Regions from separate parts of the Homo sapiens genome. Here region 1 is linked to region 2. A link is an interaction called in ENCODE POLR2A ChIA-PET data of the cell type or tissue named here. Cell type or tissue: PC-9. All regions are shown on one strand. Each heading gives the region's core, and the rest is flanking DNA. Links, peaks and the distances in the headings are about the cores only.

What was found. ChIA-PET counts read pairs that join two places held together with the same protein. Peaks named below come from ENCODE experiments on the same cell type or tissue, not always from the same donor. Only the 100,000 strongest peaks of a DNase experiment are listed, where the experiment ranks them.
Region 1: POLR2A ChIA-PET joins it to region 2 with 6 read pairs; 4 of 35 experiments call an interaction of 5 or more read pairs at or near these places.

What each region holds. Positions count from the first base shown.
Region 1 is chr3:44,809,728-44,812,647 of GRCh38, forward strand. It overlaps KIF15 (kinesin family member 15), which reads left to right. Exons shown (of 35, transcript NM_020242.3): 17 at 1,119-1,316; 18 at 2,455-2,562. Among named protein-coding and RNA genes, the nearest start is that of KIF15, 49 kb to the left of the region's middle. In PC-9, for the core only: no CTCF peak of the experiment used is centred there; no DNase peak of the experiment used is centred there.
Region 2 is chr3:44,979,902-44,982,821 of GRCh38, forward strand. All of the region lies in intron 1 of EXOSC7 (exosome component 7), which reads left to right. Among named protein-coding and RNA genes, the nearest start is that of EXOSC7, 5.1 kb to the left of the region's middle. In PC-9, for the core only: no CTCF peak of the experiment used is centred there; a DNase peak (open chromatin) is centred at 1,580; H3K27ac peaks cover 2,150 bases.

The sequences.
Region 1 (2,920 bases), core at 265-2,764, 170 kb before region 2:
TTGGTCTCAACTACTCCTGATACCTAAAATTTCCACAGAAAGATTATTCTATTTCTGGGCGGGGTGTGGTGTCTCACGCCTGTAATTCTAGCACTTTGGGAGGCCAAAGCGGGCAGATCACTTGAGGCCAGGAGTTGGAGACCAGCCTGGCCAACATGGTGAAACCCCATCTCTACTAAAACTACAAAAATTAACCAGGCATGGTGGTGTGTGCCTGTAGTCCCAGCTACTTGGGAGGCTGAGGCAGGAGAATTGCTTGAACCTGGGAGGCAGAGGTTGTGGTGAGCCAAGATTACACCACTGCACTCCAGCCTGGGCAACAGAACAAGACTGTGTCTCAAAAAATAATAATAATTCTATTTCTGGACTTTGTATTTCCTCCCAGTGTTCTATTTGAATGTACATAAGCTAATGTACTGTTTTAATATAATGTACTGTAATGTAATGTACTATTTTAATGACCATACTCCCATACCCCTATGTATTTTTATATCAGATGGGGAAGTCTTCCTAATTTGTTCTTTTTATTTTTATTTTTTTGAGAGACAGGGTCTCAGTCTGTCACTCAGGCTGGAGTGCAATGGTGTGATAATAGCTCACTGCAACCTAGAACACCTGGGCTCTGGGGATCCTCCTGCCTCAGCTTCCCAAGTAGCTGGGACTACAGGCCTGGGACACCATGCCCAGCTAATTAAAATGATTTTTTTTTTTGGTAGAGACAGGATCTCACTATGTTGCCCAGCCTGGTCTTGGACTCCTGGCCTCAAGTGATCCTCCCCTTCTCAGCCTCCCACGGTGTTGGGATTATAGCCATGAACCACCATGCCTGGCTTGTTCTTTTTAATTGTCTTGTCTCTTCTTGTACATTTATTCTTTGTATGAAAATAGATATCAGCTCATTAAGTTTATTTTTAAAAATTGTATTAGAATTTTGCTTGGGACTGCATTGAATTGATAAATTTATTTCCACTTGGGCATTTTTGTACTGTGTCTCAAGGGTACTTTTTCCTTTCTTTTCATGAATAGTATTTCAATTTTATCCTCTCTATTCACAAAATTATTAAATATGCCCTTTTTAAATATGTGCTAATGTTTTCCATAATCATTTTTTGCTGCAGATTATAACTACACCAACCAAGGCCTACCAACTTCATTCCCGACCAGTACCAAAATTAAGCCCTGAAATGGGAAGCTTTGGCTCTCTATACACTCAGAATTCTAGCATATTAGATAATGATATATTAAATGAGCCAGTTCCTCCTGAGATGAATGAACAAGCTTTTGAGGCCATTTCTGAAGAGCTTAGAACAGTGCAGGTAATGTTTTGTTCTAGAAAAAATAAATAACTGGACATCCATTTAAATACATTTGCTTTGTTATTTTAATTCCCTATAAGTTACAGTGTTCAAAAGTGCTTAGTATTAAAATCATATCTTTTTAAGTGTGGGTTTATAATCATTCCTAGATTGGAAATCAGCCCACTCTTGCTTTTTGTCTCTACTTTACAATCTTTAGCAAGTCATTCTCCATGGGTTTTTGTTCCTTAGTGTATAAAATGACCAGTTGGCCACTAGCTCCAAGTTCCAGAACTGGTTTATATAGCAAAGTGCTGTATCTGCTAAAAAAAGTTAAAAGAGGCCGGGTGCGGTGGCTCACGCCTGTAATCCCAGCACTTTGGGAGGCTGAGGCAGGCATATCACGTGAGATCAAGAGTTTGAGACTAGCCTGACCAACATGGTGAAACCCCGTCTCTACTAAATAGACAAAATTAGCCGGGTGTGGTGGTACATGCCTGTAATCCCAGCTACTCGGGAGGCTGAGGCAGGAGAATTGCTTGAACCCGGGAGGCGGAGGTTGCAGTGAGCCGAGATCGCGCCACTGCACTCTAGCCTGGGCAACAAGAGTGAAACTCTGTCTCAAAAAAAAAGAAAGTTAAAAGAATCTTATTATAGATCAAATTTTAGACAGTTTTTAATATATTTGAAATAATGTGAAATTTGATTATTCCAGAATTTTTATGGTTTGTTAATTTTTTAAAAAGGTTTTCTACTGTCCAGTAAAAGTTGGAGTGGGCCAGACCACCCCAAACCCCAGTATTTTGTCCTTTCCAGGCCATGGAGGTAACCGCTTGCAGCCCTGAGGAAGCTTCTTAGAAGTCTCAAGATGGCTCTGTCATGTAATCCAGGATTTTAATTTTAATCACTTCTTTCCTTTGTATTTCAAAGTGTCTACTTTAATGGACCACAAGTGTAAATCTGAAACATTAGCAATCATTTAGTATATAACCTTTTGATGATGTTTTCTGGCTCCAAACAGGCCTTTGATACCTTTGTTCATATGAGGTTTTGAATTTGTTTTGTTTTGTTTTGTTGTCTCTTTAATGCAGACGAAATGGTGGAATGTTTGAGAATTCCATTAAAATAAATTTTGATGACTGAAGTTTTTGTGTTGCAGGAACAAATGAGTGCTCTTCAAGCCAAACTGGATGAAGAAGAGCATAAAAACCTAAAGCTTCAGCAGCATGTTGACAAACTGGAACATCATTCTACCCAAATGCAGGAGGTGAGACCAAGAGCACAGCCTCAGAAAATGTATGAAGTACCCTCAAATGTTACCTTGAGGAAACATCCTCAAGGATCCTCAAACATCCTTGAGTATGCATGAAACATATTCAGAGAGTATCACAGAAAGAAAATGTTGTCACATGGCCTTAGTGAAGGCTTATTTGAGCTGTATTCTCTACCTTGTTACTTAGCATGCTGCTCTGATAATGAGACAGGCATGCATAGTCTAAACCTGGCTGACTTAGTCAATAATGCAAATGGATCCCTTGCTATGTGTTTAGAAGAAACCAAGATGGACTGTCCATGGCTTCATAGTTGTTAATCATCTTTACTGTAGTTCATGGGGACAGCCAATT
Region 2 (2,920 bases), core at 166-2,665:
AGGTAGTTCAGGAGACTTTTATGATGGGACTCTAGAGCAGTATGGGGGGGGTTTCAGGGAACCAATAAGAGATGTTGAGGAGCCCCAAGACAACTACTGGGAGTGGCTACTGCCCCTATTCCAAAGGGGCCAGGGGAGGAAACAGTATTACCACATTTCAGTGATAGCTGGAACTGTGGAGGAAGGGCTGCCCAACATAAGTCATAGTCTTCGATAGATGCAGGCACTATCAGAAATGTGGCCACTAGATTGGGGGTGAGGGGCACCCTCTGATCTGGTATCTTCCACTGGACAAACCCAACCAGAAGCCAGCAAAGGGAGTCTAGGTGATACAATTTGAGTCAACCTGGTGAACAGATCCCCTCTCCCAGGGGAGAACAGAGAATCAAAAAGGTGGATTAAATCGGTATTTTGATAAATAATTTGATTGGTTTCTGTTAGGTTCTCTTTCAGTCTTTGAAGGCTATATCCCATTCTTATTAGGTACATATTATAATTTTTATTTCATTGAATATTTACAACAGTTCTGAAGGTAAATGTTATCTCTATAGATGAGGAACTGAGCTCGGGCAGGTTGAGTCGCTTGTCAAGGTGACACAGTAATTGAGTGGTGGCACTGGGATTTAAATCCAGACCTGTCTGATTGCAAAGCCCATACTTGACTCTGAGGCCACCTTCCTGCTGCAGTGAAAGTCATTTCTTCCATTTCCTCAGTAGGGATCCAGAGATCAAGGCAGGAGAGAATCTTTGCTTCCTCTACCTCCTTTTCTTTCCCCCTTTCTCTAAAAGCTTGTGGGGAAACTGGAAGGGAAAGAGAAAGTTCTAATTGACACCTCCCACTCCCCAGTTTTTCTAGAGCTTAAATAGTATATGGCATATACTGCTGTATTGTTTTGGTTGCATTTTTCCCACATTGAGTATAAGTTCCTTTAGAACCCTATATTGCATTTCTTTGTATAGCTTTTGTCTTACTAGTATCATAAACGATTTACTCTGCCCATACCATGCAGAACTTGGAGCAGACTTCAGAATTTTTAGAATCTAGGATTTATCCTCTTTTCTGGCTTACTGGGCTAGATGTGTGTTTTCCTCATCCATGAGAAGCCATTGCTAACCTCCCTCTTAGCCCAGGGATTCTGAAGCCTTGAAGTGCATTTTACTCACCTACAAAATACAGATTCTGAGGCTTTACCCCAACATTCTGAATCAGACTCTCTGGGGCTGGGGCCTGAGAATGGACATTATCATAAAGTGTTGGGAAATTTGGGGGCAGCCACCAGACATTGGCCCATGGGTAAGCCACTGACCAGAGATAAAGAAATCTCTGCTCTCTCCTGCTGAAGTCATATGGTTTCCTGCCTCTTTTTGAATGAGGCTTTGGAGTCAGACTGAGCAGGCACCTTCACCATTTACAATAAGTGGTTTTACTTGCATAACTGAACCTGCTTCCCTTGTGTAAAATGGGGACTTATGCACCTGGAAGTAGAATGGGGTTATGAGGAATGATGAGATAAGAGATGTCAAGCACTTGGGCTGTGGTTAACACAGAAAAAATGCTGGCTCCCTTTCAAGTTTGTTTTTCCATCAGAAGTGTGACTTTGTCTTAAACCATCCACACTAGATCCCCAGCCTTCATAGTGACCTCATTAAAGATTCAGCCTGTGGCTCCTGAGAATTAAACCTCTTTTGATTTGAAGGAATCGGGATTTTTCAATTATCTCAAGAAAAGGGATAGGCCAGGTGCAGTGGCTCACACCTGTAATCCCAGCCCTTTGGGAGGCTGAGGTGGGAGGATCACCAGAGGCCAGGAGTTGGCATCCAGTCTGGGCAACATAGCAACACCCTATCTCTAAAAAAAATTAGGTGTGTGGTGGTGTGTGCCTGTAGGCCTAGCTGCTTGGGAGGCTGAGGCCAGAGGATCGCTTGAGCCCAGGAGTTGGAGATTTCACTCCAGCCTGGGTGACAGAGAGATACTCTGTCTCTTAAAAGAAAGAAAAAGAAAAAAGAGAAGGGGGATCTGTGGCAAGAGCTGGAAAGTCCCCAGACAGCTCTGAGGTACCGCCTCTCATGGGCTCCGTGGATTATCTCATGGCCTGTGTGGCTGTCTGTCTTTATCTCTAGTGACATCTCTGCTTTTCTCTGCCAAGATTTATCCCTTCTCTGCAGCCACTTGCTGTCCAGCTTCCCTTCTTTGTAGAATCTGCCTCTGCCCAATACCTTTACTTTCGTGTGGCCTCTCTGGGCTCCTCCATATCATGACCTGTCAGCTCCTCTTTAACTCCTTTCTTCTCTCAAGTGTTTCTCAGATCAGAGACCAGATTGCAATGAGAGAATCAGTTTGGTCTGGTAGTATTTCACGCCAAAAAGAGTTGGTCACCCTTTGGATTATATGCCTTTGGTTCAGGCACCTACCCCTGGTCCTGGCTGTTGGGGATGGATGGTGACTGTTATGTGGCCTTTACAGGGCTTTAGGCACAATAAAGCTTTCCCAGGTTCAGCCTACTGAGTGCTATGGCTATGACCTGGACATTAAACTGGCCCTCATAGGTTCAGACCTGGCCATGGCAATTGACGAACCCTACCACAGGGCTCTTGGAACCCTGTGAAAGCCATTTTATTGTATGTTCTTGGCTGTTGAAGGGAGTTGTAGCCCAGCTGATGGCTTCCATTTCTTTTCTGTGGATCTTGCTTTCATCATAAGCATTGTTTAGGGGTATAGCATGGAAGAGGGAGATCAGGGCCTCAGCCTGGTTTTCAACTATGAGATTGAGCAGTCAGTATTCGGTTGCTCAGTCTGGCCATGACAGAATTGGAGCCAGCCCTCAGGACTCTTGATTTTTAGCTCTCTGCCCTTTCTGTTTACAGACCCATGGCACAGAAAGCCTTATGCCCAGACACTGCAGGATGCAGAGTTATGGAG